Regions from separate parts of the Homo sapiens genome. Here regions 2, 3, 4, 5, 6 and 7 are each linked to region 1. The links are chromatin loops, found by intact Hi-C in ENCODE. Cell type or tissue: mammary epithelial cell. All regions are shown on one strand.

What was found. Peaks named below come from ENCODE experiments on the same cell type or tissue, not always from the same donor. Only the 100,000 strongest peaks of a DNase experiment are listed, where the experiment ranks them.
Region 2: a loop joins it to region 1, with 10 times the contacts of the local background. A loop is called at or near these places in 10 of 110 quality-filtered maps.
Region 3: a loop joins it to region 1, with 7 times the contacts of the local background. A loop is called at or near these places in 3 of 110 quality-filtered maps.
Region 4: it touches region 1 in a loop (6-fold over the local background); 12 of 110 quality-filtered maps call a loop at or near these places.
Region 5: it touches region 1 in a loop (5-fold over the local background); 19 of 110 quality-filtered maps call a loop at or near these places.
Region 6: it touches region 1 in a loop (10-fold over the local background); 77 of 110 quality-filtered maps call a loop at or near these places.
Region 7: it touches region 1 in a loop (6-fold over the local background); 30 of 110 quality-filtered maps call a loop at or near these places.

What each region holds. Positions count from the first base shown.
Region 1 is chr16:68,527,112-68,531,111 of GRCh38, reverse strand. No RefSeq gene overlaps it. Among named protein-coding and RNA genes, the nearest start is that of ZFP90, 10 kb to the left of the region's middle. RefSeq lists enhancers at 546-605, 1,076-1,135. In mammary epithelial cell, a CTCF peak has its summit at 2,309 (motif pointing left); DNase peaks (open chromatin) are centred at 1,041 and 2,261; H3K4me3 peaks cover 1,583 bases; H3K27ac peaks cover 1,305 bases.
Region 2 is chr16:68,900,227-68,904,226 of GRCh38, reverse strand. It overlaps TANGO6 (transport and golgi organization 6 homolog), which reads right to left. Exons shown (of 18, transcript NM_024562.2): 8 at 3,681-3,793; 9 at 1,723-1,899. Among named protein-coding and RNA genes, the nearest start is that of TANGO6, 59 kb to the right of the region's middle. In mammary epithelial cell, a CTCF peak has its summit at 1,653 (motif pointing left); a DNase peak (open chromatin) is centred at 1,646.
Region 3 is chr16:68,642,469-68,646,468 of GRCh38, reverse strand. CDH3 (cadherin 3) reads right to left here and starts at 1,159. Exons shown (of 16, transcript NM_001793.6): 1 at 1,045-1,159; 2 at 719-833. The coding sequence starts at 1,089. It overlaps CDH3-AS1 (CDH3 antisense RNA 1), which reads left to right and starts at 268. Exons shown (of 2, transcript NR_186394.1): 1 at 268-489; 2 at 729-2,221. RefSeq lists an enhancer at 655-1,179. In mammary epithelial cell, a CTCF peak has its summit at 1,523; DNase peaks (open chromatin) are centred at 1,218 and 3,888; H3K4me3 peaks cover 2,664 bases; H3K27ac peaks cover 3,501 bases.
Region 4 is chr16:69,103,556-69,107,555 of GRCh38, reverse strand. It overlaps HAS3 (hyaluronan synthase 3), which reads right to left and starts at 1,903. Exons shown (of 4, transcript NM_001199280.2): 1 at 1,769-1,903. RefSeq lists a silencer at 1,277-1,556 and an enhancer at 1,690-2,238. In mammary epithelial cell, CTCF peaks have their summits at 516 and 1,971; DNase peaks (open chromatin) are centred at 1,345 and 1,965; H3K4me3 peaks cover 2,267 bases.
Region 5 is chr16:68,588,284-68,592,283 of GRCh38, reverse strand. No RefSeq gene overlaps it. Among named protein-coding and RNA genes, the nearest start is that of ZFP90, 51 kb to the right of the region's middle. In mammary epithelial cell, a CTCF peak has its summit at 1,621 (motif pointing left); a DNase peak (open chromatin) is centred at 1,563.
Region 6 is chr16:69,122,633-69,126,632 of GRCh38, reverse strand. All of the region lies in intron 1 of DERPC (DERPC proline and glycine rich nuclear protein), which reads left to right. All of the region lies in intron 1 of CHTF8 (chromosome transmission fidelity factor 8), which reads left to right. Among named protein-coding and RNA genes, the nearest start is that of CHTF8, 8.0 kb to the left of the region's middle. In mammary epithelial cell, a CTCF peak has its summit at 2,456 (motif pointing right); a DNase peak (open chromatin) is centred at 2,482.
Region 7 is chr16:68,705,291-68,709,290 of GRCh38, reverse strand. It overlaps a transcript of CDH3 not described here. Among named protein-coding and RNA genes, the nearest start is that of CDH1, 30 kb to the left of the region's middle. RefSeq lists a cis regulatory region at 1,425, enhancers at 1,353-1,497, 1,702-2,259 and a silencer at 1,571-1,865. In mammary epithelial cell, a CTCF peak has its summit at 1,607; a DNase peak (open chromatin) is centred at 1,760; H3K4me3 peaks cover 268 bases; H3K27ac peaks cover 2,188 bases.

The DNA.
Region 1 (4,000 bases):
ACTTTCTTAATAAACTTGCTTTTGCTTTGCACTGTGGACCTCGCCCTAAATTCTTGCTAGACAGCCAAGAGCCCTCTCTTGGGGTCTGGATAGGGACCACTTTCCTATAACAGTAGTGCTTCTGAGGTTCATACATGTTGTAACCCATATCACCAACGCATTCCTTTGTATTACTGAATAATATGATTATACGGACATATCACATTCTGTCTAGTCACTCATCAGTTGGTGGGCATGTGGGTTGTTTACACTTTTGGCTTTATTGTACTCCAACTTGGGCTCAAGTGACCCACCCGCCTCTCCTCCCAGGGTGCTGGGATTACAGGCGTGAGCCATCGCACCCGGTCTCAAAAATTTTTATTTATAAAACCTGGAGTTGCTATGGGAGAGGGGACCAACTGGATATTTTGGAGAGTGAAGCTCTCCCCATTCACAGAGCTCTAGTGGTTGGCTCGGATTTCTGCACAGACGGAGACACACACGAACACACACACTCGGGGGAATTCATCGGCTCCTGCTCACAGATCCAAAACGCCACCCCAACCAGAACCACCCCTAAGCCCTCAGCCCAGCGCACCAAGGTACCAGGTGCACCAGAAGTGGAGTCTGACTCGTGCAGCTCCGCTGACTGCTGCTGGGCAGGGGGCCCCGCCCAAGCTCTACGTCCTGAGCCTTGGGGAAGGAGCCGAGCCCCTGAGGAATGGGGGTTGGTCGACAGTGAGTCCCAGAGCAACGACGCGCGCCCCTCGACCGCGGCCCCGGGTTGGAGGCACCGACCTCTCTTCTCCGCTCCAGGTCCGCGCTCGGGGCTGGCGGCGGGGGTGCCGGGAGGGAAGCGGCAGGCTAGTTGCAGGGGAGGCGCCTCGCCCAGCACCTGCCGCAGGGGGTCGCGCAGCCAGACTCCGTCCCGGCAGTTGTCGAGTTGCAAGGCGCGAAACCCACCAGGTGCTAAAAGCCAGCAGCCATGTTCTCCCTCCCTGTAAGTCGCCGAGCCACGGGCTGGAAGGGGAGGGCGGGGGCGTGCCTCCCAGCCAATCACAAGCCACGTAGTTGGGCGCGCGCTCTCTCCATGACAACGGCCTGGGGTTCTGAGAGCTCCTCCGGGTTCTGCTAGCTACTCAAGAGTTCGAAGGCAGAAAAGACCGACTCGCAAGTCCCCTGGAAACCGGGAACGCAGGGGCGGGACGAGAGAGACTGGCAGAGGTCTCCACGTGCCCAAGTGGTGCCTCAAAGCCTCTTCAAACCCCGCGCCCCGGTGGGCAAGAAGGCACTCCTGGGCTTGGAGGGCGGAGGATGAGGCATTCAGCGGGACCTAGTCCTAACCCAGCCTGGGAGAGCATCAGGGACCCGTCGTTAACGTCAACTGCCTTTCTTGTTGCCTGCTCTATCTTTCATATCCACGAGGATCCCATTCTCCATGATGTGCTTATTTCACGTTGCATGTCTATCAAAACATCTCATAGACCCCGTAAATATATACACCTACTGTATACCCACAAAAATTAAAAAACAAAAAGAAAAACATCTACAAGGGACCGGGCTTGGTGGCTCACACCTGTAATCCCAACACTTTTTGAGAGGCCGAGGCCAGGGGATCGCTTGAGCCCAGGAGTTTGAGACCAGCCTGGGGAACACAGTGAGACCACCCCCCACCCCCGTCTTTACAACAACAAAACAACAACAAAAACAAAACAAAAACAGAAGCAAACAAAAATTAGCCAGGCGTGGTGGCCCAGCTACTTGTGAGGCTGAGGCAGGAGTATTGCTTGAATCCAGGAGATCGAGGTTGCAGTGAGCTATAGTCGTGCCACAGCATTCCAGCCTGGGTGACAGAGACCCTGTCTCAAAAAAACAAACAAAACAAAACACATTAACATCCCCGTGGATTGGACCTCCAGTTCCTCACTCGACCCGGCGTGGGTCCAGCCTTCTGGATATCCAACTTCCAGTAACTTAAAACGTTCAATAAAGTGCCCCACCCTCTGGTTTCCATGAAAACGGTGAGAAGAGATGGGACTCAACGAATATAGCCAGATCCGCTTCTATTAAGCTGGAGAACCTGCGATTCCCAGAGCAACAGGGAACCGGGATCCCCTGACAAGAAAACAAGGCTGAACCACTAAGTGGGACCTGGGTAGCTTCTGACCCTCTCTGCAGCGTTTGAGGCCGAAATGCGCGCCCACTAGCTTTTGACCTCGCGAAAGCGTGTCCCAGCACCTCGGCTACCTTTCCTCTACTGACACCAGGCGCCTGTTTTGCCTCGACCTTCTGGGGCGTGCATCTCAAAACTGCTGGGCTCGAGCGCCACCTGCCGTCCTCTGCGACGCACTACTGCTGTAAAGCCAACCAAGCAGCAACACCAGCAGGGGACCAGGCGAGGCACTTCACACTATCTCAACTGAATTTAACAACCTGTGAGATAGATATTCTCATCCCCATTTGACACCTGGGGTAACAGGTTCAGAGAATTTAAGAAACTTGCCAAGCCCACTCTGACACCAAGTGTCATCCAGGATCCCAGAAGCCACTGTCCCCAGAGCTGTATACCCTCCCATGTCACAGTTGAGCCTCTGGCGATTTTGTCTTCAAGGGCCCTCCAAGGTCCCTTCTGGCCTGCCTCTGACCCTGAAGGCTCAGCATCTCTCTTCTCCAGAGCTTATCATGCCCCTCTGTGGTTAAGACTGGCTGGCGCTGGTCTGATAACCAACAGTGTGTGTGCAAGCCACCACACTGAAACCTTAACTACATTAGAAAGTTGTTTCCTTATACCCAATAGATTTAGGAACTAATTTTATATTAATGAATATGTACATTTCTATTAATCAATATGTACATTTACCTATTTTGTATGTTGTAATGTGGATCTCCCCCCTCCTGTGTCCAGAATTGGTGGGTTCTTGGTCTTACTGACTTCAAGAATGAAGCTGTGGACCCTCACAGTGAGTGTTGTGTCCGGAGTTTGTTCCTTCTGATGGTCGGATGTGTTCAGAGATTCTTCCTTCTGGTGGTTTCGTTGTCTCGCTGGCTCAGGAATGAAGCTGCAGGTCTTTGCAGTGAACGTTACAGCTCTTAAGGCCGCACGTCTGGAGTTGTTTGTTCTTCCTGGTGGGTTCATAGTCTTCCTGGCCTCAGAACCGAAGCTGCAGACTTCCCTGGAAAGTGTTGCACCTCATAAAGACAGTATGAGCCTGAAAAGTGAGCACTAGCAAGAGTAATTGCAAACAGCAAAAAGAATAAAGCTCCTACAGGAAGAAAGAGAATGCGGCAGAATTACCGCTAGGTTCTCGGGCAGCCTGCTTTTATTCTCTTATCTGGCCCCACCCACATCCTGCTGATTGGTCCATTTTACAGAGAGCCGATTGGTCTGTTTTACAGAGAGCTGATTGGTCCGTTTTGACAGGGTGCTGATTGGTGCATTTACAATCCCTGAGCTAGACACAAAAGTTCTCCAGATTCCCACTAGATTAGCTAGATACAGAGTGTTGATTGGTTTATTTACAAACCCTGAGCTAGACACAGAGAAATGATTGGTGCATTTACAAACCTTGAGCTAGATACAGAGTGCAGATTGGTGCATTCACAATCCCTTGGCTAGACATAAAGATTCTCCCAGTCCCCACCAGGGTAACTAGATACAGAGTGCTGATTGGTGCATTCACAAACCCTGAGCTAGACACAGGGTGCTGATTGGTGTGTTTACAAACCTTAAGCTAGATACAGAGTGCTGGTTGGTGTATTTACAATCCCTTAGCTAGACATAAAGGTTCTCCAAGTCCCCCCAGATTAATTAGACACAGAGTGCCGATTGGTGCATTCACAAACCCTGAGCTAGACACAGGGTGCTGATTGGTGTGTTTACTAAACTGTGAGCTAGATACAGAGTGCTGATTGGTGTATTTACAATCCCTTAGCTAGACATAAAGATTCTGCAAGTCCCCACCAGACTCAGGAGCCCAGCTGGCTTCACCCAGTGGATCCCGCACCGGGGCTGCAGTTGGAG
Region 2 (4,000 bases), 370 kb before region 1:
GCTGAGACAAGAGAATTGCTTGAACCCAGGAGGCAGAGGTTGCAGTGAGCCAAGATCATGCCATTGCACTCCAGTCTGAGCGACAGAGCAACACTCAGCACCAAAAAACAAAACAAAACAAAACAAAAACACATGACAATTATCTTAAGAAGCACTACTTTAGTCACGCTTTAAAATTCAACAATAAAGAGTAAATTCCAAACAATTATATTTAATTCCAGAAAAGTAAAAACTCTGGATCTAAAGATATAAAATCCAAGCTGCTCTTATAGAGTTTCTTTAAATAAACTTCTTTTTTTTTTTTTGAGACAGAGTCTCACTCTGTCACCTAGGCTGAAGTGCAGTGGCGCAATCTTGGCTTACTGCAACCTTCATCTCCTGGGTTCGAGTGACAGTCCTGCCTCAGCCTCCTGAGTAGCTGTGACTACAGGCGCCAGCCACCACAACCGGCTAATTTTTATATTTTTAGTAGAGATGGGGTTTCACCATGTTGGCCAGGCTGGTCTTGAACTCCTGACCTCAAGTGATCTACCCACCTCGGCCTCCCAAAGTGCTGGGATTACAGGTGTGAGCCACCACGCCTGGTCCTTCTTTTTTTTTTTTTTTTTTTTGAGATGGTCTCGCCCTGTTGCCCAGGCTGGAGTGCAGTGGTACGATCCCAGCTCACTGTAACTTCCACCTCCTGATTCAAGCAATTCTTTTGCCTCAGCCTCACAAGTAGCTAGGCCTACAGGCATGCACTACCATGCCTGGCTAATTTTTGTATTTTTAATAGAGATGGGGTTTCACCATGTTGGCCAGGCTGGTCTCAAACTCCTAACCTCAGGTGATCCACCCGCCTCAGCCTCCTAAAGTGCTGGGATTACAGGTGTGAGCCACCGTGCCTGGCCAAAAACATCTTCTTGATAACTGTTGCTGGGCAGAATAGCAGCTTGCGTTTGTACTGATAATTCTGTTTGCAATCTATGTGTTTTTCTATTTTCCTCAAGTCCATCAAACTGAAGGGGTGTTTTACAACTTTACCAAGTTAACCATGAATATATAATTATATTTCAACACTTCAACAAACAGCAGCACTTTGAATGTGATGTGAAATCCAAACAGGATAGCAGTCACCCATGAATGTTACATGGACTATGACCAACAGGAATTTACGTTCTGAGGTAATAACATTAGATCATCCAGAAAGTGGAAATAATTTAAAATATGCAATTGTGAGATGCTGGAGAAATAAATGATCCATTCCACTAATATTTATTAAGCACTTTCTAATCAATCCCTATGAGAAACAAATTTCCATCATAAAATTACCATAAAAGATAGCTATTAGACAATTTCCCTCAGGAATAAGTCTGACTATAAACACACACATATACCATTTTGAGAGTCAGAAAGATAATTGGATTATTATGGTGTTAAGGGTGAACATGTGTCTGCCCTTTACTCTGATTAACTGGCAAAGATGGTGGAGTAAGTGGGCTTGTTGTGATGCAGAGCTGTGAGGCTCCAGTAAATTGCACCAACTATTAGCAGGCATCTTAGGAAAAAACCTGGAGGATTATTTAAGGCTCACGTTTCATTTAGAGAATATAAATAGCAGGCACCTGAGCCACTTGAGTTTCTGGTTTCTTTTCTATCAGCGCCCCTTAGTGGTTGAATCACTGAATGGCCTTTTGGGCGGAACTAAATCTGAAGAGAACAGTAACGGATGGGTGGACTCACCTAATGGCCTCTTTGATGGTAATCATAATGCCACCTTGAGTGGCAACTCTAAACTGACACAGAGAATGGAGAGAGGGCACAGCTTTGTCCAACCCTGCAAATCCTTTCAGGCTGGCAATTGCCTTCTTCCTTTCCAGCTTCCCCAGAATCCATAATAAGATTTCTTGGCAAAGTGACCTGGCAGAAAAAGCAGTTATGAATGAGCTTGTCATCTTACTCCATGCATCTAACAAGCTAACATAAAAAAAGAAAGAAAGGCTGTCAGGTTCCACTGCATTTTAAATGCTGGCACAATCTCCTAGTACTACTGAAATGCAGGAATGGAAAGTATGCTTCTTGTGAATTTCAGAATGCAAATATCCTGAAATTCAATGAGTGACTGACTAATCCTTGGCTCTGGCAGCAACCCTGATTTGCCACATGAGCCCCACGTGATTTTTTTTTTTTTTTTTTTTGGTAATTCCAAGTGTACTACTGCCTTTGCATCAGGCACTGTCAAAGAAAGTATACACGGATAAAAATCATCTACTCTCAGCAAGACCAACAGCTGGAGACCAAGAAACAGCATACCAACAAAATATTGCTGATTCCTCAACCCCTTTCATCTGTGCCAATCAACTAGAAGAGGAACTAAATCATCGTTCACATGTTCCTTGTCAGTCTCTGATGAGAACATGACAGTGCTGTGAGGACTTGAGTTTTAAAACAAAAACAAGAGGCCAGGTGCGGTGGCTCACGCCTGTAATCCCAGCATTTTGTGAGGCTGAGGTGGGTGGATCACCTGAGGTCAGGAGTTCGAGACCAGGCTGGCCACATGGTGAAACACTGTCTCTACTAAAACTACAAAAATTAGCCGGGCATGGTGGAAGGTGCCTATAAGCCCAGCTACCCAGGAGGCTGAGGCAGGAGAATCGCCTGAACTCAGGAGGCAGAGGTTGCAGTGAGCCGAGATCGCACCACTGCACCCCAGTCTGGGCAACAGAGCGAGACTCCGTCTCAAAAAAAACAAAAACAAGAGTTATTTTGTGGACTGTCCCTTGAAACCAAGTTCACAGATGTACAGCCTCCCTCTTCCAATGCATTCTCTCTTGTCGTTGCCATTGCAGCTGTGGGATACAAGGATGTGCTGACTCAAGCTGAAGAGCCAGGGGAACTATGTAAGCTTTGAATAGTACAAAAGATGGTGTTTTCCTTCACCACTTAGCAATGGTGATAATGATAGCTACCATTTATTGAGCTTACTATTTGCCGGGGACTGTACTAAACACATTAATGCATATTTAGTCTTCACAATAACTCTGTGAAGAAGGTACTATTATTGCATATTGGATTACATGTGAGGATCTCCAAACACCAAAAATCGTAATTCTATAGGACTTGAGATAAGATAACTCTTACCTGGAGGAAGAAACAACATAAATTACTGTGAAAATAGAGCTGATACAAAATGAATCCTACTTAAATTCTACGACAAAGGAGTATTTTCTGGATGACTAAGAAATCCCTTCTATCTAAACAACACACTGCATCACCAACACCAAATCCTAGGCTAAATTACAAAGTGCCACATTCAGATCTAGATTTCCCAAATGTGTTTTCTAACTCCCCACAAGGTCATTATGATCCATCCCCTATTTCCTTCTTCCTAGACATGTAATTGCAGTATTTCTCACTGATCGAAAAGTGGCATGTTTACACATGTAAACAGAGATTTTGTCTTTGAGATTTAGGACAGAGGCTGAGGAAAGTCATTCTAAAAACTGTATCCAATGCCCTGTGATCTGCAAAATTCTTGTTCTCTTCTAGATGAGCAAAATAGGAAGATCCCAGTGTTTTCCTGACTTTGAAAGGAAATGATAATTTCAAAGTGGCAAATATAAATTCAAAATAAGAACAAAAACAACATGCAAAAAAGACGTCACAATTTATAAACAAATAAGGGTCCCTTGATTGTTTACCTTATGTGAGACACACTCTGCTTAGTAAAACAGTAGAGAAGAAAAAGCACTCCCAGGACTGGAAGCAGGGAATCCATCAAAACTGTTAAAGGTTCATTCCCAACCACGTACACCTAGAAAAAAGGAAATGGTGAAGAATAATCCCATGACTGCCTGGCCAGAGCAACGGGAATCACACACCAAACACCTAGCAGGGCTCAGCGTCTTAAGCAATATCTCATCCGAATCACACCATTTTAGCTCCAAAGATGTGCTCAGATATGGCAATGAAACAATTTGAGTTTGGCAGACAGGCTGAAACAAGACAGTGAACTGGAGCA
Region 3 (4,000 bases), 120 kb before region 1:
TCTCCCGTCCATCGCCCCCATAGCCCCAGGCCTGCCAGCTTGGGACACTGTCCCCCTCAAACTCCCCCCAGTGACCTAGCATCCCAGGCCCCAGACGCTGGGGGCGGGGTGGTTCCCGTACGTGATGGCCCCAGCCCAGGTGTGCCAGGGCCCAGTTTCCAGGCAGGCTACAAGGGCGCAGGCCCTCCGGGAAGAGCAGGGTTAAGAGTGCATTCCAGCTGCCGAGGAAGAAGGGGGGCGGGGTAGGGAAGCTCGGAGAAAAGAAACAGACCCGGTCTGTCTGTCGGAGACACAAAGCACGGTTCACAAAGGGGGCCCGAGAGGGGCGAAGGGGGCTGCCCGGGGCACGGCTCATCCCCACACCTGCGCGCGGGTTGGGGGAAGAATGTGGCCGGCGCATTCCTCTGCTGGGGCCAGCGGGGGAGAACTTCCCACGTCGAGACTGGGTGAGGGGCTCAGCCATCCGGCATCTCGGAGGAGGGGGTCAAGGTAAGCAGTGGCTACCGGACAAGGGGCTGGATGTCATAGGCGCTCTGCTGCCCAGCCTTCTCCGTCAGCCACCACCCCCAATCCCAGCCCCCGAGGCGCGTTCTGCGCCTCCCCGGGAACTGAGGTGGCGCCAGGAGTCCCTTGCCCCGGCCCGAACACCCCTCGCGCGGTCCACACCAAAATGGTCACGTGCGGCCCCTACCCTGCGGTTCCACCCTGAGGATCTTACCTTTCCCCAGCGCCTGGCCGGGCTCCTGCTCCGCGCCTCCCGCCTCCAAGGTCACTTCAGCCTCCCTGAAGACCGCCCGGCACGGCTCGGAGGCCGCGCACTGCAGCCAGCAAACCTGCGCCCGAGGGCAGAGAGTGAAGGAGGCTGGGTCCAGGCGTGCCCGGCCCTGCACTCCCCACACCGCAGGGTCCTCACGGGCCTTCCGGGACTCCCTTGGCCCCAGGGAGCGCAGCCCCGCGCTCTCCCCGACGCCACTGCCCCATGCGGACCCCGCCCGCCCCCCAGGGAGCGGTCCCGGTCGGGGCCACGGCGAGGCTGTGGAGTACCTGGAGAAGGAGGAGAGACGCGAGAGGTCCACGAGGGAGCCCCATGGCTGCAGAGAGAGGGGTGAAGCAGCTGCCGCGACGGCGGGCCGGTGTTCCGCTCAGCTCTTGCCCCTTTGAGCACCGCAGCCCCCGGGAGCCAGCGGGAGGAGGCCAGGTGAGCGCAGGTGGGTGCTGATTGGTCCAGCGCCACGAGGTCCCGCCCCCTCGCAGGTGGGACCGATGTGGGTGCGGTTGAGGCCCCAGCGAACCCCTCCTGGCCTCCCGGATGCCCTCCTGCGCTCTCCTGGCTTTTCTGGAGCTGTTCTTTACAGGGACTCAGCCTCTGTCTCGCAGTTCTGGGTTAGAGGAGAAAAGAACACCCAGTGCACTCCTCAGCCTCCTCAGTACGGGAAGAGAAATGTTTCCTTGCCTTGCGGCTACAGCGGAAAAAAGTGGAGACACATCTGAAGTCGACTGAAAACGGAGGCTCCGCATTCATTATCCCCCGGAGGCGCTGTTATCCCAAAGCTTTGAAGCAGGCCCGTGCGTCCTCCCACACGCGGCTACAGCGGGGCCGCCCAAGCCTCTTTCTCCACCTCCCGTGCCAGCCCGCCGGGGAGGATCCTCCGGGGTATAAAACTAGCAGGTCCCGAAGGACCGCGTTTCTGAATTGGATACAACTTCCTCTTTTTTCTTTTTTTTTTTTTTTTGGAGACAGGGTCTCGCTCTGTCGCCCAGGAGTGCAGTAGCGCGATCTCGGCTCACTACAGCCTCGACCTCCCGGGCTGAAGCGATTCTCCTCCCTCAGCTCCCGCTGAGACTACAGGCTTGCGCCACCACACCCGGCTAATTTTTAAAAATTTTTTGTAGCGATGTGGTGGGGCGGGGGGAGGGTGGAGGGTCACCCTATGTTGCCCAAGCTGGTCTTGAACTTCTGGACTCAAGCGATCCTCCGCCTCCCAGAGTGCTCAGGTTACAGGCATGAGCCGCCACACCCGGACCGCTTCTTCCATTTCACAGCTAAACAAAGGGAAGCTAGTCGAGAAAGTCCCAGAGTTTGGAAGCTGTAGTGGTGCCAAAGGGTGCGAGCTAAGAGGGTTGTTATTAGTCTCATAATCTCCAGCACCCCTACCCCCCATATAAATAACACTTTCTCAACTTTCTGTAAAATGTAAATAAAGACAATTTTTAAAACGCAGAGGTTTTGAAATTGGTCTGAAATACTGTATATAATCTGGGTAAAAACTGCTTGCTGCGCAAAGCAGCCTCCAGAGAGTCTCCCTTGGAAAACAGCTCTCCCACACCCTTCCTAGGAGATAAACGCCAGACCTGGGATTCGTTGTTCTTCTACGTTACTCTCATTCCACTACGTTAGACACGAAGTGCTTTCCTCTTGCTGCACACAAGTGGGCTCTGGCCATGAAAACGGTCCTGAGTCTCAATCACTACCCCACAAGCCCTTCCCCACGGAGCTGAGCTTTCCCGGTCAGTCTCTCTCACCTGTCCCCTCACTCCTCCTTCACCTTCTGCTGCTGCCTTGAGAAGCCCTGGATGCCACCTCCTGGTCCTTCTCCCTCCCCGTCCCCAGCTCAGATTTAGGGGTTTGAGGAACGGACTGGAGACTGGAGAGGTTTTTTTGTTTTGTTTGTTTTTTTGAGATGGAGTCTCACTGTCGTCCAGTACGGTGGCGTCATCTCTGCTCACTGCAACCTCCGCCTCCCAGGTTCAAGCGACTCTCCTGCCTCAGCCTCCCGAGTAGCTGGGACTACAGGCGCCCACTACCACACCAGGCTAATTTTTGTATTTTTAGTAGAGACGGGATTTCGCTATATTGGCCAGGCTGGTCTCGAACTCCCGACCTCAAGTGATCCGCTTCCCTTGGCCTCCTAAAGTGCTGGGATTACAGGCGTGAGAAACGGGGCCCAGCCTGGAGTTTTAAATGACAGATTCTTTGACCTTCCAGGGCTAACCTGGTAATCTATCCGTCCTCCTCCCCGCCAGGCCTGTGGCTAAGCCATGGATTGCTTGCGTTGCGAGGGTGGGGGTCTTGCTCTCTCAGGCCTAGCATGGGCCCTTAAGGCCGGCCCCACCTGGGTTCAAATCCAGGTCCCACCCCTTAGTAGCGCTGAAGCCTCGGGGAAGTAAAATAAACCCCCTGGGCCTCAGTTCTGCATCTGTCAAATGGGGCTGTTATGATCTTAGTATTTTACCCTCTCATAGATGAGTATTAAATAAATTAGAAGGTTTAAAACGCTAAACATCATATCTGGCACACAGCAAGTGCCCAAATGCTGCCTGGTATTATTGCTCTCAGATGTCTGGCGAGCCGTCTCTCTTTCTAGCATCCCCACATCCCCTGAATTAAGAGAATGAGAAGCGTTGTAATCCTCCAATTTCATGGCTGAGGGTACAACGAGCAACTGGCATCTGGTATCTCGGGAGCATTCCCTTAGCCGGCGGGTGAGCCCAGCAGCTGGGGCTGGGACTGAGGCTGGGGGTGGACCACGCGGTTGGGAAAGCCTGGGGCTGCTCGCTGAGCTCCGCGCCCTCCCGGCCTGGATCTCCCGCAGGGCGCTTTTTATGCCCGAGGGGAGGTCAGGTCTACGCGCACCCGCGCGGCGCAATGGAGTGGGCCCCCGGCGGGACAGGGTGGCCAGGCCTACGCTCGCCTCGCAGGTTCCCCCGCGCCCGCCCGGAGCCAGACGAAGCCATTAGGCGGACGGTTAAACACAAACGAGCCTCGGGATGCAGGCCCTAATTAAGTAAACACCCGGCTGGTGGGCTGTTGAGCGCGCTCATTTCCGCCTCCTTCTCGGGCACTCAGCATTCCGGACGGGGGCGGAGAGAGGAGCGGAGATTGGAGAGTCAGCTCTTCTGCCTGCGACGCGGACCGCACCGCTGCCTTCCCCTTAGCTCCCCTTGTCGGTCATTCACTCATTCATTCATTTCAAAAACATTTGCTGACAGCCGGCGATGT
Region 4 (4,000 bases), 580 kb before region 1:
AGCCGCGAACGCACTCGCCACGCTTCTCATCCCCGCTCGAGCCTCGCCTCTTGGCAAAGGCGGCGCCGGCCACACCCACGTGCCGCTTTCCCACGACCCAACCGGGAAGGAACGGAAAACCCAAGGGATCCCAGTCGGACCAGGCCCTGCTCTTCCTGGTACCCCAGCTACCTTGGCAAAGTGTGCCTGTAGACAAAGGCGCATCCCCGGTGTAGCCGGCCCTCTCCTTCCCTGGGCGGGACCCCTCCCCCGCAGGAATTAGAGGCATTACCCAGGTTACTACCCCCACCCCCAAATAGAGGCCCCCAAAATGTCCCTCAGCCAGATACCCCACGTGCAATCAGGCGCTGGTGCAGGCTGTGGTCGAGGTTCTCCTGCCCAGACCTGGGGCGGGGGGCTGTGTCACCCCAAGCCGGCAGAGGCTGTGGGGTGATCCTACAGCCTGGACCGCCGCCTCCTCATGCCCTTCGCTCATCCACGGGAGCCCAGCCCAGGCAAACTAACGCGCACTCGGCTTTCAAGGGCACAAGGTTGGGGGCGCTCTCAAGTCCGGCTCCCAGGACTACGGAAGGAGAACCCCCAGTCAAGGACGCACGCTTCTCCATCAAGCCTCCGAAACTTTGAGGGGCTGCTGGTGTGCAGCGTCTCTCCCGCTGACAGGTGCGCCCCGCGGCAGGGCCACACGCAGCGGCATGGAAACTTGTGCGCCCAACGGGGCTCCTCCTCTTGTGCCCGGCCGCCCTCCGGGCCCCTCCAGGCCGGCCAGGGGAGGGGAGCCCACTCCCCCGGACACGTGCTGCCGCGGCCCGGCTAACCCGCAGGAACGTGGGCGCCTGGTACCTTGGTGCCCGGACAGGTGCAAACCCCCGGGAGGTCGTAGAAGGTGCGGGGGAGGGGTACCCCAGCCAGCCTGGAGCCCCGCACCGGCGTCCGCCTCCTAATTCATTCACAAAACAGGAGCCGCCGGGGAGGAGGGAGGCGAGGCTGGAAGAGGAGAGGATGCAGGAAGAAAGGGAGGAGGGGTCAGTGGGGAGGGGGCTGCAGGAACGGCCGCCGGGAAGCCCGGGGCTGCCGCCGCCCCCAACCCGCCTCCCCGCGCCGGACGCGGCGCCCGCAGGGCTGGGAGCTGGCCGGGTGCGGGGGGCTCGGCGAGAGGCACCCCTGCCACCCGGCGCGCCCCGGCCTCGGCGCAGCCCCGCGCGGCCCTCCCCTCCTGGGTGCCGGCCGGCCCGCGCTCACCGTGCCGCCGGCTGCCGCGCTCCGGAGCTCAGCAGGCCCGCGGCGGCTCCATGCCCCTCCTCCCGCTCCGCTCCGCGCCGCCGCGCGCTCCGACTGCCGCCTGCCCAGCCGAGCCGCCCTTAAGTACCCGGCGCGTGCCCGCCAGGAGAGGCGCCTCCCCCGGCCCTGGGGCCGGGAAAGTTGACCAGAGTGGGAGGGCCCCCGCGGGCGCACCCCCGACCCCGCGCGGTCCCAGGGAGCGCCACAAGCCAGCGCTCGGCGGGGACGCCTAGTCCCGGGTGGACGCGGCTCCGGCTCGCAAGACTCGCAGCCCCTGCGCCCTCTCCGAAGCTGGGTCCCCCGAGTGGGGCCGAAGGCCACGCGGCTCTGCAATCGCCCTGGGACCAGCTGCCAAGGCAAGACGGTCATTGGGCTCAACCTAGAACCTGAAGCGTCGTTAACTTTCCAGATACCACGCAGGGACTTCCAAAATTGTTACTCTCCCTCCCCGCCCCCACGCCCCGCTCTCTAACCCGCAAAACCTACTCACCCTGCAAGGAAGGCGAGCTGAGAGCACTCTTCCCCGACTTCTGCACGCGAAGGGGCAGTTCGCTGTCTAGGGGGCTCCCGAAAGCCAAGGCAGCAAAACCTTCCTGCTGGCAGGAAAGAGGCGCTGAAGAGAATTGTCAAATGTAAAAAGGCTGGTCAAAGAAGGTGTTAACAATTGTGACAGCTTAGCTTTGAATTCCGCAGTGGGGCGCTGATGACTTTAAGGCGGTTTGCAAAAGCTGCAAACGGTTTTGTAGGAACCTTGGAGGTTCCGGTGTCTTAAAGCCAAAACAATTCCTCCTCTTCTTTTTCACACCTTTATTTCCGACATCCATGACCTCCTAAATTCCCAACTGACCTTATCGACAGTAGTTTTCAGGTCCCTAAAAGATAGTGCTAGACTCGAGTAAAGTGAGATGAAGTGAGTTGGGGTGCACTGGGGTGGGGTGAGATCGAGGAGGGGGGAGAGTTGTTAGCAGAGACAAGAAGTTTAGAACCAGCTGAAGGCGATGAGTTTTTACATCTCAGGAAAACTTGAAGAGAAATTATAATTAATAACTAGTTTTTAAAAAATGAGTGGCCGGGCGCCGTGGCTCAAGCCTGTAATCTCAGCACTTTCGGCGTTACGGGCACCATGCCCGTAATCCCAGCTACTCGGGAGGCTGAGGCAGGAGAATCGCTTGAACCCCGCAGGTGGAGGTTGCAGTGAGCTGAAATCGCACCACTGCACTCCAGCTTGGGCAGCAGAGCGAGACTCCGTCTCCAAAAAAAAAAAAAAAAAAAAAAAAAAAAAAAACCAAAAAACAGAGTTTACCTGTTTTCCAAATACACCTGATATAATTTCTATCACTTCTTCCCAAGCTGCAACAAATTTATAGGCACCTGAGCTGCAGTCTATAAACTTCTCCTCTCGCAAGTTTTAGGGGCTCAGGGACTTGCCTGCCCACCATTGCTCAGTCTGGGCCACAGACCTCACACCTCAGTCCCCGCAGGCAAGCAAAGACCCCAGGCACACCTACTCCACACAATCCCATCTTACATTATTGGCCAGGCACAGTGGCTCACACCTGTAGTCCCAGCACTTTGGGAGGCTGAAGATGGAGGATCGCTTGAGGCCAGGAGTTCAAGACCAGCCTGGGCAACAAAGCGAGACTTCCCCCGTCTCTACAAAAATTAAAATTAAAAAATTAGCCAGGGCCGGGTGCAGGCTCACGCCTGTAATCCCAACACTCTGGGAGGCCGAGGTGGGCGGATCACGAGGTCAGAAGTTAGAGACCAGCCTGGCTAATATGGTGAAACCCTATCTCTACTAAAAAATACAAAAATTAGCCAGGCATGGTGGCACGTGCCTGTAGTCCCAGCCACTGGGAAGGTTGAGGCAGAAGAATCGCTTAAACCCAGGAGACAGAGGTTGCAGTGGGCCAAGATTATGCCACTGTACTCCAGCCTGGGCGACAGAGTGAGACTCCATCTCAAAAAATAAAAATAAAAAAAAAAAGAAAAAGAAAAGAAAAGAAAAAAAAAAAAAACATTAGCCAGGCATGGTGGAGTGTGCCTGTAGTCCCAGCTACTAGGGAGGCTGAGGCAGGAGAATTGCTTGAGCCCAGGAGGTCAAGGCAACAGTGAGCTATGATCGAACCACTACACTCCAGCCTGGGTAACAGAACAAGACGCTGTCTCAAAAACAAATTCCTGGACTCCAGCAGCCCTTCCGCCTCAGCCTCCCTAGGAGCTAGTCCTATAGGCATGCTATCCAGCCCAGCTGCCAATGTGTTTTGAACTTCAGATGGCCTGAGGGGCCCTACCAGAGCCATTCCTACTTACACAAAGATGGAGAAGAAGCCTTAGGTTGGTGGAGGGGAGGGCTCTAGAGTCTGCCAGTAAGCCCCAGTGTCTTCATCCCACAGATGGGATTGCTAGGCGGACTGATAGGAAGTTTGAAGAGATTGGCTGAGGGTAAGCGCTCAGCAAGTGTTAGTAAACCAGACAGCAGCATCCTTTGCCCATGCCACGGGTTCTACATGGCCATCCCTCTAGAGCACTCAGTGACAGCAAGTTCAAGGATCAGTGTTTGAATAAAAGAAAACTGCCTGGCCGGGTGTGGTGGCTCACACCTGTAATCCCAGCACTTTGGGAGGCTGAGGCGGGTGGATCACCTGAGGTCGGGAGTTTGAGACCAGCCTGGCCAACATGGTGAAACCCTGTCTCTACTAAAAATACAAAAAATTATCCA
Region 5 (4,000 bases), 61 kb before region 1:
CACATGGAAATTATGGGAGCTACAATTCAAGATGAGATTTGGGTGGGGACACAGCCAAACCATACTGGGGGCTAGACTAGTTAATGAAGGTCTTGCTGAAAAGCTGATATTTGAACAAAGACTTGAGGATGAGGGAGGAAACCATGCTCTTCATGGGGAACATTACGCGTGTCAGGAATAGCAAGTGCAAAGTTCCTGTGGCAGGAATGTGCCCAGGTTTTTTGAAAGGCAGCAGGGAGGCCTGGGTGACCCTGGGTTTATTGGGCTATTTGTCCCACATCTTAGATGTAGCTTGTTGCTTCTTGTGATGTCAGATTTGGTTTGGTTTTTTTTTTTTTGGGTGGCGGGGTTGGATAGAAGGAAGGACAGGAAACTGTCACAGATAGCCCAGTGATCAAACTTAGCGTCACAAAATAGCACAAACCTACCCAATGGGCCTCCTGATATGATATAATGGGAAATAGATAACAAGGCCTATGTAATATGGTTACCAAAACGACTTGCCTGAATATAACCATGAATAATAAACAGGACAAATTCCAATTGTGGGACCTTTTACAAGACAACTGCCTGGATTCTTTAAAAATGTCATGAAAGAAAAAATGATGTGAACATTGATTGGCTCTTGGATCACAAATAAAACCACAGCTACACAGGATATAAATGAGACAACGGGACATTTGAGTATGTATCGGTGAGATAATAGCGTTATATCAAGGTTGAGCTTTTTAAGTGTGATAATGGCATTGCGGTTGCCTACAGAGATACAGGCTGAAGTATTCAGGGATGAAGTGTCAGGATGTCTCCAAGTAACTCTCAAATGGTGCAGTCAAGAAAATAAAAATACAATGAAATGCGTGGCAAAATGTGTTGACAACTGATGAATCCAAATGGGAGAAATAAAGGTGTTTGTTGACTGTACAATTTTAAAGCATTTCTGTGGGTATGAAGTTTTTCAAAATAATTAGCTGCGAGGAAAAACTAATGCTTTGCTCGTGGGGATGCCGGCTGCTCCTGCATCCCACCACGGGCCCCTCGGATGTGTGGATTTGCAGGTCTCGTTGTTTTATTTATTTATTTAATTTATTTATTTAGAGATGGAGTTTCACTCTTTCGGCCAGTCTGGAGTGAAGTGGGGATTCTCCTGCCTCAGCCTCCTGAGTAGCTGAGATTACACCCACCTGCCACCACGCCCAGCTAATTTTTGTATTTTTTGGCAAAGACAGGGTTTCGCCATGTTGGCCAGGCTAGTCTCAAACTCCTGACCTCAGGTGATCCACCCGCCTCGGCCTCCAAAGTGTTAGGATTACAGGCGTGAGCCAGCGTGCCCAGCCAGGTCTCATTATTTCTGATGCTCAACCTGATCCCTGCTGTTGCCGGGTGCCCCATATCTCTTCTTCTTGCATACAGGACCTGTGACCTGTGGATGGACGTCGCCAAGAGCAGGTATCTCATCAGAGAAGGAGAAATTCCAGCGTCGTTTAAAGGAGGGAAGGGAGAAAAGAAGGAAGAAAAGGAGAGGAAGCCAAACAAGCTCGCCTCTTGCAGGCTTCCTGCGGCCGGGCGGCTACGAGCTCTGCAGTCCTGGGAGCCCTTCACGGCGCATCACCGCCCCCCGGTGGCCACCAGGCAAGCACGCGGCGCCCAGCAGGGAGGTGGAAGGGGTCCTGCAACCCTCGCTCCTGGAGGCTCCCGGGAGAGCTCCTGGCAGGCCAGCGCCCGCAGAATCCTAGCCTGTTCACCTTGGGTTAGCACATTGTAAAAAGCAACTACTATGAGCTGAGCACGGTGCAGGTGCAGGTGCTCTGTAGCTATTAACTCACTTAATCCTCACATCAGCTTTAATAGGTGAGATTATGGTAGCCCCCATTTTACAGAAAAACTCAGGCTCAGAAAGGGAATGCAGATTGCCCAGGCTGGTCTTGAACTCCTGGCCTCAAGGGATCCTCCTGCCTTGGCCTCCCAAAGTCCTGGGATCCCACGTGTGAGCCACCTCACCTGGCCTGGGGCCTGTGTTTTAACTAGCAAAGACTGCACAGCTAGAGTTGCACCTTCTAACTCCAGGTCCAATGCATGGCCCACGACAGTACACCTGTTTTTTGTTTGTTTACTTTCCACATGTGATGATGATAACAAAATAATAGCAAGACACATCTATAGTGCTGACCATGGGCCACACATAGTGCAACATATTAACCCATTTAATCTGCAACAGCCCTACAGGTTACATTCTATTAAGACGGCCATTTTACCGTTGAGGAAACTTAAGTACAGAGAGCTTAAGAAATTTGCTGGACATGGTGGCTCGCATCTATAGTCCTAGCTACTCAGAGGCTGAGGCAGAAGGATGGCTTGAGCCCAAAAGTTTGAGACCAACCTGGGCAATATAGTGAGACCCTCGTCTCTATAAAAAATAAAAAATTAGCCAGGAGTGGTGGCAGTACCTGTAGTCCCAGCTACTTGGGAGGCTGAGCTAGGAGAATCACTTGAGCCTGGGGAGGTCGAGGCTGCAGTGAGCCGTGATTACGCCACTGCACCCCAGCCTGGGTGACAAGAGTGAGACCCTGTCTCTAAAAAAAGAAGGTTTTGTCCCAGGTCACTCAGAGAGCAAGGAGTATTGACTGGAATAGTATTGAGCAATGCTGGGATTGTCTGTTTATTCCGTTTATAAATGTTTATTGAACACCTACTAAGTGCAAGACCCTGAACTAAGACCTCAGCGTGCAGGGAGGGAGAAAGACGACAAACAATGCTGTTGAATTGAAAAATGAAAAATGCGAGGGAGGAGCCAAGATGGCCGAATAGGAACAGCTCCGGTCTACAGCTCCCAGCGTGAGTGACGCAGAAGACGGGTGATTTCTGCATTTCCATCTGAGGTACCGGGTTCATCTCACTAGGGAGTGCCAGACAGTGGGCGCAGGCCAGTGTGTGTGCGCACCGTGCGCGAGCCGAAGCAGGGCGAGGCATTGCCTCACCTGGGAAGCGCAAGGGGTCAGGGAGTTCCCTTTCCGAGTCAAAGAAAGGGGTGACGGACGCACCTGGAAAATCGGGTCACTCCCACCCGAATATTGCGCTTTTCAGACCGACTTAAGAAACGGCGCACCACGAGACTATATCCCACACCTGGCTCAGAGGGTCCTACGCCCACGGAATCTCGCTGATTGCTAGCACAGCAGTCTGAGATCAAACTGCAAGGCGGCAACGAGGCTGGGGGAGGGGCGCCCGCCATTGCCCAGGCTTGCTTAGGTAAACAAAGCAGCAGGGAAGCTCGAACTGGGTGGAGCCCACCACAGCTCAAGGAGGCCTGCCTGCCTCTGTAGGCTCCACCTCTGGGGGCAGGGCACAGACAAACAAAAAGACAGCAGTAACCTCTGCAGACTTAAGTGTCCCTGTCTGACAGCTTTGAAGAGAGCAGTGGTTCTCCCAGCACGCAGCTGGAGATCTGAGAATGGGCAGACTGCCTCCTCAAGTGGGTCCCTGACCCCTGACCCCCGAGCAGCCTAACTGGGAGGCACCCCCCAGCAGGGGCACACTGACACCTCACACGGCAGGGTATTCCAACAGACCTGCAGCTGAGGGTCCTGTCTGTTAGAAGGAAAACTAACAACCAGAAAGGACATCTACACCGAAAACCCATCTGTACATCACCATCATCAAAGACCAAAAGTAGATAAAACCACAAAGATGGGGGAAAAACAGAACAGAAAAACTGGAAACTCTAAAACGCAGAGCGCCTCTCCTCCTCCAAAGGAACGCAGTTCCTCACCAGCAACAGAACAAAGCTGGATGGAGAATGATTTTGACGAGCTGAGAGAAGAAGGCTTCAGACGATCAAATTACTCTGAGCTACGGGAGGACATTCAAACCAAAGGCAAAGAAGTTGAAAACTTTGAAAAAAATTTAGAAGAATGTATAACTAGAATAACCAATACAGAGAAGTGCTTAAAGGAGCTGATGGAGCTGAAAACCAAGGCTCGAGAACTACGTGAAGAATGCAGAA
Region 6 (4,000 bases), 600 kb before region 1:
GCTCGAACTTCATTTCTACATACATCTGCAGCATCCCAATAGTTCTAGGATAAGACAAGTTTTTACCAGCCTGACTGAGCATGGTGGTAAGATGCTGAGGCCTGTGGGCCACAGAACTATTTGCAGGAGCATTGCTAGATGTCTGGTAATGCCATAGATGTACACAGGCAGAGCCTCCTGCATCAGTGTGTAAAGGTGTGCATTGTTATTGAGGCATGGGGGATTGGTATGCAAGTACAGCTGTGCCATCCCAGCAACCAAATGTGTTTTCGACACCATTGTTCTGAATTCCTGTTCAGAACAGGAGACTGTCCAGGAAATGGAGAATGCACTGAAAATATTTCGGCATTTTTCTCAAGCACATGGTCACAGTGCTTAACGATTGATTTTGGTTGTCAGGAAGTAGGCTCTGTCTCCTTCCCTGCCTTGATCTTCCTAGAATATACCGTGTACCTATGTGAACACCTTATTGCTTCTCTAAAACCACCTGTATTTTACTGTCACTTGTACCCATCCAGGAAAATATACTACATCATCTTCAAAAGCATATTTGCAAGAGCCCCTTCTCTGTGTGCATTATTGAGCCTTTTTTTGATTCGTGGCTAAAATGTACCATTCCTTAAATTGTCAAAATTATGGGTCAGAATGCTGATTTTCTTATCTCACTGTCTCAAAAAACTTAGTTCATCTCAATAGAACTTGGGGTCTTTAAAGCACCTCAGCAGATGTTATATTTGGTCTTTGCAATAGTTTCATAGGACATAATCTAGGTGTCATAGTCACAAAGTGACTTGTTCTTGACTACACAGTAAAGAGGTCCACACTTACAGGCAGGAGAGCTAAATTTAGGCCTTCTGATTTTAAATTGTTATCCTTCTTCAAGAAACCTTATAAAAGGATTTTTAAAGTGCTTTTAGTTCTGTTGAGAGTAGTGGTGGGGCCTCTTTTGGAAATGTTTGGGTTCTGAGCTTGGGTATTACCCCTTTTCCAGTGGTCCCACAATCTGTGCTGGTGCAGAAGGTCTGACTCAATTCAAGGATGCTCTCTTGATTCCATATTGCCCTTCTGACCAGCTATTGCATATACTCCATGCCTGCCTGATGCCTTGATTCTTTTTCGTTCTCATTAATACTTTTTTTCCTTTGGGAAGGCAGAATTGTGTAGTGATTATGAGTGTAGATAGTCAGATGGCCCAGATTTCTACTCTGTCACATAGCAGCTGTGTGTGTCCAACATACAAGCAAGTGACTTCATCTGTGTGTGCCTCAGTAGCCTGATCTGCAAAATAGGAATAAATACCTATATCATAGACTTGTGATGATGGTTGAATGAGAAACCACCAATATATATGCACAGTAAAAATTCCACAGTAAAAATTCAAAACATGTTAGCTGCTACTTATATTTGAATTTAAAAAGTCTAGTGAGTTGGCCGGGCGCAATGACTCAAGCCTGTAATCTCAGTACTTTTGGAGGGCAACGCGGGCGTATCACCTGAGGTTGGGAGTTCGAGACCAGCCTGACCAACATGGAGAAGCCCCGTCTCTATTAAAAATACAAAATTAGCCGGGCATGGTGGCACATGCCTATAATCCTAGCTACTCGGGAGGCTGAGGCATGAGAATTGCTTGAATTCGGGAGGTGGAGGTTGCGGTGAGCCGAGATCGCGCCATTGCACTCCAGCCTGGGCAACAGGAGCGAAACTCTGTCTCAAAAAAAGTCTAGTGAGTTGACCAATTTCATGTTCCCAAAGTGTTTGGTGCTCTAGGAGTAGAGTCATACTATAAGGCTGCAGATCCAAAAGGAAGATTAACATACCAGTAAAGAAATCTCAAGCTTGCACAGTGTCTCACGCCTGTAATCCCACCACTTTGGGAGGCTGATGTGGGAGGATCCCTGGAGCTCAGGAGTTTGGAACCAACCTGGGCAACATAGTAAGACCTGTCTCTTAAAGAAATCGGCTGGGGGTGGTGGCTCACTCCTGTAAACACAGTACTTTGGGAGGCTGAGGCGGGTGGATCACCTCAGGTCAGAAGTTCGAGACCAGCCTGGCGTGGTGGCGGGCGCCTGTAATCCCAGCTACTCAGGAGGCTGAGGCAAGAGAATCACTTGAAGCTGGAAGGTGAAGGTTGTGGTGAGCCGAGATCATGCCACTGCACTCCAGCCTGGGCAACAGAGTGAGAGTCCATCTCAAAAAAACAAAAAAAAAATCTGTTTAACATTTTAATCGGGTGTTTGCTAAGCTTGAGCACAATTATAATACCTATTAACTTTCCATACTACAGGTGGTAAACATTGAACTAATAACCTTCCACTAAACTGCATAATACATTGACAGTACTTAGCCAGAAGCTGTAGTTTTATCCCCGATCCTATCAGCCCCCCATGAATCTATGCATCACAGAAAGTGAAGCCAATTGTCTTTAGGCAAAAATGTCCAGTTCTTACAAAGTACTCCAAGTTTGCCACCAGGTGGTGCTGCTGTTGTATAAAATGAAAGCATATTATCCTTTTTTTTTTTTTCCCCTTTGAGACAGAGTCTTGCTCTTCTGTGTAGACTGGAGTGCAGTGGTGTGATCTCAGCTCACTGCAACCTTTATCTCCCAGGTTCCACTGAGTCTCATGCCTCAGCCTCCCAAGTAGCTGGAACTGCAGGCGTGCGCCACCACACCCAGCTAATTTTTTGTTTTTTTTTTTTTTTTTTTTTTAGTAGAGATGGGGTTTCATCATGTTGGCCAGGCTGGTCTCAAACTCCTGACCTCAGGTGATCCACCCACTTTGGTCTCCCAAAGTTCTGGAATTGCAGGCGTGAGCTACTGCTCCCGGCCAAAGTCTGTTATCTAATTATCTAAGATATTTTCATATCTAAGTGAAAGGTGGTGAAAGCTTTTGATAAGAATCACATCAGAAGTCAGCTTACCATTCACTAAAGATGTTGGAGGACTTTCTCAGTTCCCTTGGATTTATTGATTGATTGATTGATTTTTTGAGACAGTCTCACTCTGTCGCCCAGGGTGGAGCAATCTTGGCTCACCGTAACCTTTGCCTCCCAGGGTTCAAGTGATTCTCTTACCTCAGCCTGCCGAATAGCTGGGATTATGGGTGCCTGCCACCACACCCAGCTAATTTTTGTATTTTTAGTAGAGACTGGGTTTCACCGTGTTGGCCAGGGTGGTCTCGAACTCCTGACATCAAGTGACCCACCGCCTCAGCCTCCCAAAGTGCTGGGAACACAGGCCTGAGACACCGCGCCTGGCCCCCTTGGCTTTATTTTTAAAGGGAGACCCTTTGAACCTTGATAACCAAGGAGGTAGACTTGAAGCTTACATCATTACCAAAGAAAAAAGTAAAATCTTAAGAAACTCCATAGGCTTTTTTAAGAAACATGCAGAGTAGGAAATAGACTACCCTAGGCTGGGCACAGTGCCTCACATCTGTAATCCCAACACTTTGAGAAGCTGAGGTAGGAGGATCACTTAAGCCCGGGCAGTAAAGGCCTCAGTGAGCTATGATTTTGCTCACTCCATCTTGGGCAGCAGAGTGAGACCCTGTCTCAAAAGAAGAAAAAAGTAAGAGGCCGGGTGCAGTGGCTCAAGCCTATAATCCCAGCACTTTGAGAGGCCAAGGTGGGCGGATCATGAGGTCAAGAGATCAAGGCCGGGTGTGGTGGCTAATGCCTGTAATCCCAGCACTTTGGGAGGCTGAGGTGGGTGGATCACCTGAGGTCAGGAGTTTGAGACCAGCCTGGCTAACATGGTGAAACCCCATCTCTACTAAAAATAACAAAAATTAAGCCAGGTGCGGTGGTTCACGCCTGTAATCCCAGCACTTTGGGAGGCCAAAGTGGGTGGCCAACCTGAAGTCAGGAGTTCGAGACCAGCCTGGCCAACATGAAGAAACCTCGTCTCTACTAAAAATACAAAAATTAGCCAGGCATGGTGGTTGTGTGCCTGTAATCCCAGCTGCTCGGGAGGCTGAAGCACGAGAATCACTTGAACCTG
Region 7 (4,000 bases), 180 kb before region 1:
CCAGCCTGGGCAACACAGTGAGACCCCTTCCTTACCAAAAACAAAAAATCAGCTGGGGGTGGTGGTACACACCTGTAGTCCCAGCTATTCAGCAGGCTGAGGTGGGAGGATTGCTTGAATCCAGGAGGTCAAGGCTGCAGTGAACTGTGATTATACCACTGCACTCAGCCTAGTAGATGGAGTGAGACCTTGTCCCAGAAAAACAACAAATAGGCTGGGTGCAGTGGCTCACACCTGTACTCCCAGCACTTTGGGAGGCTGAGGTGGGCAGATCACCTGAGTTCAGGAGTTTGAGACCAGTCTGGTCAACATAGTGAAACCCAGTACCTAATTAAAAAATACAAAAATCTGCCAGCATGGTAGCTCACACCTGTAATCCCAGCACTTTGGGAGGCCGAGGTGGGTGGATCACCTGAGGTCAGGAGATTGAGATCAGCCTAACCAACATGGTAAAACCCCGTCTCTACTAAAATACAAAAATTAGCCAGGTGTGGTGGCAGGTGCCTGTAATCCCAGCTACTCAGGAGGCTGAGGCAGGAGAATCGCCTGAACCCGGGAGGTGGAGGTTTCAGTGAGCTGAGATCATGCCGCTGTACTCCAGCCTGGGCGACAGAGCGAGACTCGGTCTCAAAAAAAAGAAAAAAAAAAAGAAAAAGAAAGAAAGAAAAGAAAAGAAAGAAAGACAGAAAAGATAAAGCATTGGGGGGTGCAGGGCTGCAATTCTAAGGAGGATGCAGTCCCCTTCAGGGCTGGCATCTCTGACAGGCTGACATGTGGGTGATGCCTGAAGGACGTGAGGGAGCCGAGAGAAATCTAGGGGAATGGCATGCCAGGCAGAGGGCACAGCAAGTGCAGAGGCTCTGAGGAAACGTGGTTTGATTTGGAGTGAAACTTCAGCGTTTTACCTGGCACATGGTAACTGCTTAATTTGTTCAAGTCCTACTAATTATCTTTTTTTTTTTTTTGAGATGGAATTTTGCTCGTCACCCAGGCTGGACTGCAGTGGTGGGATCTCGACTTGCTGCAACCTCCACCTCCCAGGTTCAAGGATTCTCCTGCTTCAGCCTCCGGAGTAGCTAGGGTTACAGGCGCCCTCTACCATGCCCCACTATCTTTTGTATTTTTAGTAGACATGGGTTTTCACCTTGTTGGCCAGGCTGGTTTTGAACTCCTGGCCTCAAGTGACCGGCCCGCCTCGGCCTCCCAAACTGCTGAGATTACAGTCTTGAGTCACTGCGCCCAGTCTATCATTCTTGTAATTAGTGGGCATCGTCTTCCTGGAGTGCCTGGGTCGTCAGGTTCCTGGAGGACACACAGAGGTCTCAGCGCCCTGCCCTGTCAGCTGTGGGCTGGCCGTGGTTTACCGGATGGACAACAGTGGGGACAGAAGTTGGAACGGAGCCCAGGCATTCCTGACCCGCCCCGCCCCTCTCAGATTCCTCCCCGGCCCGCCACACCCCTGCCGCTTGCTGGGCAGTGGGTACAGGGAATGCAGGGGTGGCTTCCCACCCCACCTCTAACTTGGAGAGGGCCTAATACCAAGCGAGGACAAGGCTGGCAGTGACCACCTGGCGATCCCCAACTGCACTGCAGGCTCAGCGCTAAACACTGAGTGCTTTTCCACCATCGCCTCCTAGGGGTCTCCTTTCAGCCCACTGAGAGGCCAGGGTGGTGAGTCACTCCCACATCTGCAGCCTTTAGGGGCTGCTGTCTTAGCCACCGCCCTACCAGACTACAGGGCGCTCTCAGACAGGCTCCCCGGTTCCCCGAGAGAGGAATCTCCTAGCTCCCGCCTGCCAGCTCTGCAGCTGCCCACAGGCCCCGACAGGCCCTGCCGCATCCTCAGGGACTGAGGATACAGCAGAGGAGGAACCAGGTTCTGCCAGCCCCGGGATGGAGCTGAGTCAGGCCTTTTTCAGGGCTCCTGGGACTGGGCCTTGCCCTGAACTCAGCCTCCAGCCCAGGCGTGAAGGAGGACACCCAGGACTGGGCGCCTTGGCCCCCCGCTCCTTACCTGTCCAACCTCATCTCTGCACACACTCTCGACCCATCTCAACCCGTCCCTCTGCTCCAGCCACACTGGCCTCCCTGCTAAACCCTGCTGAAACCTGCTAAACCCTTAGCCCTTGCCATTCCTTTTATGTAGACAGGACACTGCATACTTGCTCCCTGATAGCCTCCAGTCTTTGTCCAAATGCCACCTTCCCAGCAGTGCCTTCCCTGGCTCCTAGAACTGAGCCCTACCCCCAGGCCCTTCCTCCCTAGGCCCCATCCCAGCTCCATTTTCCTCCATGCTTCACTTTTACTAGACCACGTATTTTACTGATTTGTCTTGTTTATGGACTGTTTCTCATTGAAAACTCCCTTAGACTGGGCAGCAAGGGCCTCTACCCTGCCCTTCTGCCCCTCCTCATAGAGCTAAGGAAATGTGACTACTGGCCGGGCACAGTGGCTCACGCCTGTAATCCCAGAACTTTGTGAGGCTGAGGCAGGCGGATCATTTGAGGTCAAGAGTTCGAGACCAGCCTGACCAACATGGCGAAATCCTATCTCTACCAAAAAATACAAAGATTAGCTGGGTGTGGTGTTGTGCACCTGTAGTCCCAGCTACTCAGGAGGCTGAGGCACGAGAATCGCTTGAACCTGGGAGGCGGAGATTGCTGTGAGCCAAGATTACACCACTGCACTCCAGCCTAGGCAACAGAGTGAGACTCTGTCTCAAAAAAAAAAAAAAAAAAAAAAAAAAGGAAATGTGACTACTAGAACCAGCATCTTTGTCCCTCAGGCCTTCCCCAGTTCTGTCCCCAGGCAGCCAGCACAGCCCAGGTGTGTACTCCAAGGCCCATGGGGTGGTCAATGGAATGCTGTGCTGGGGGACAGTGGAGGGAGCTGGGACACATGGGTTGGGGTGCCACACAAGGAGCCTGGTGGTGCTGGATGGTGCTTGGGCTGGGTAGAGCAGGGCACTGGCCGCTGCTCCTGGGCTGGGACTCACCCTCCCCACGGAGGCACACTCTAGCCCAGTATTCTAGGTGTCTGTGAATTCAGATTTAAATCTGGCTCTCCCAATCACTGTGAGGATACACCTGTCCAAGTAGAAAGATAGAGTATCTTTTACTTAGGAGTTTGTGATGTCGATCTTGACACATTTGGTATGTGGGCCCTACACATATATCTACCTGCAGCCCCCATGTTAGTGCTGGGCTCTTTTTTTTTTTTTTTTTTTGAGACGGAGTCTTGCTCTGTTCCCCAGGCTGGAGTGCAGTGGCATGATCTCGGCTCACTGCAAGCTCTGCCTCCCAGGTTCATGCCATTCTCCTGCCTCAGCCTCCCGAGTAGCTGGGACTACAGGCACGTGCCACCACGCCGCGCTAATGTTTTGTATTTTTAGTAGAGATGGGGTTTCACCGTGTTGGCCAGAATGGTCTCGATCTCTTGACCTCGTGATCCACCTGCCTTGGCCTCCCAAAGTGCTGGGATTACAGGCGTGAGCCACCGCGCCCGGCTCACTGGGCTTTTTTACTGTTTTCTGCATTGCTATAACCCTAGCACCAAGAACAGTGTCTTGGGGCTGGGCACGGCGGCTCACGCCTGTAATCCCAGCAGTTTGGGAGGCCGAGGCAGGTGGATCACCTGAGGTCAGGAATTCAAGACCAACCTGGCCAACATAGTGAAACTCCGTCTCTACTAAAAATACAAAAGTTAGCCAGGCATGGTGGCATGCGCCTGTAATCCCAGCTACTCGGGAGGCTGAGGCAGGAGGATCACTTGAACTCGGGAGGTGGAGGTTTGCAGTGAGCCAAGATCGCGTCACTGCACTCCAGCCTGGGGGATAGAGCGAGACTGTATCTCCAAAAAAAAACCAGTGTCTTGCACAGAACAGGTGCTCAATGAAGTTGTTAAACGAATGAATAAAAAAGCCTTAGATGATGCCACATACTCAAGGGGACCCCAGAAGTGGCTGGGAATGCTGTGGCTTTTGTGCTTCAGGGCTACAGAG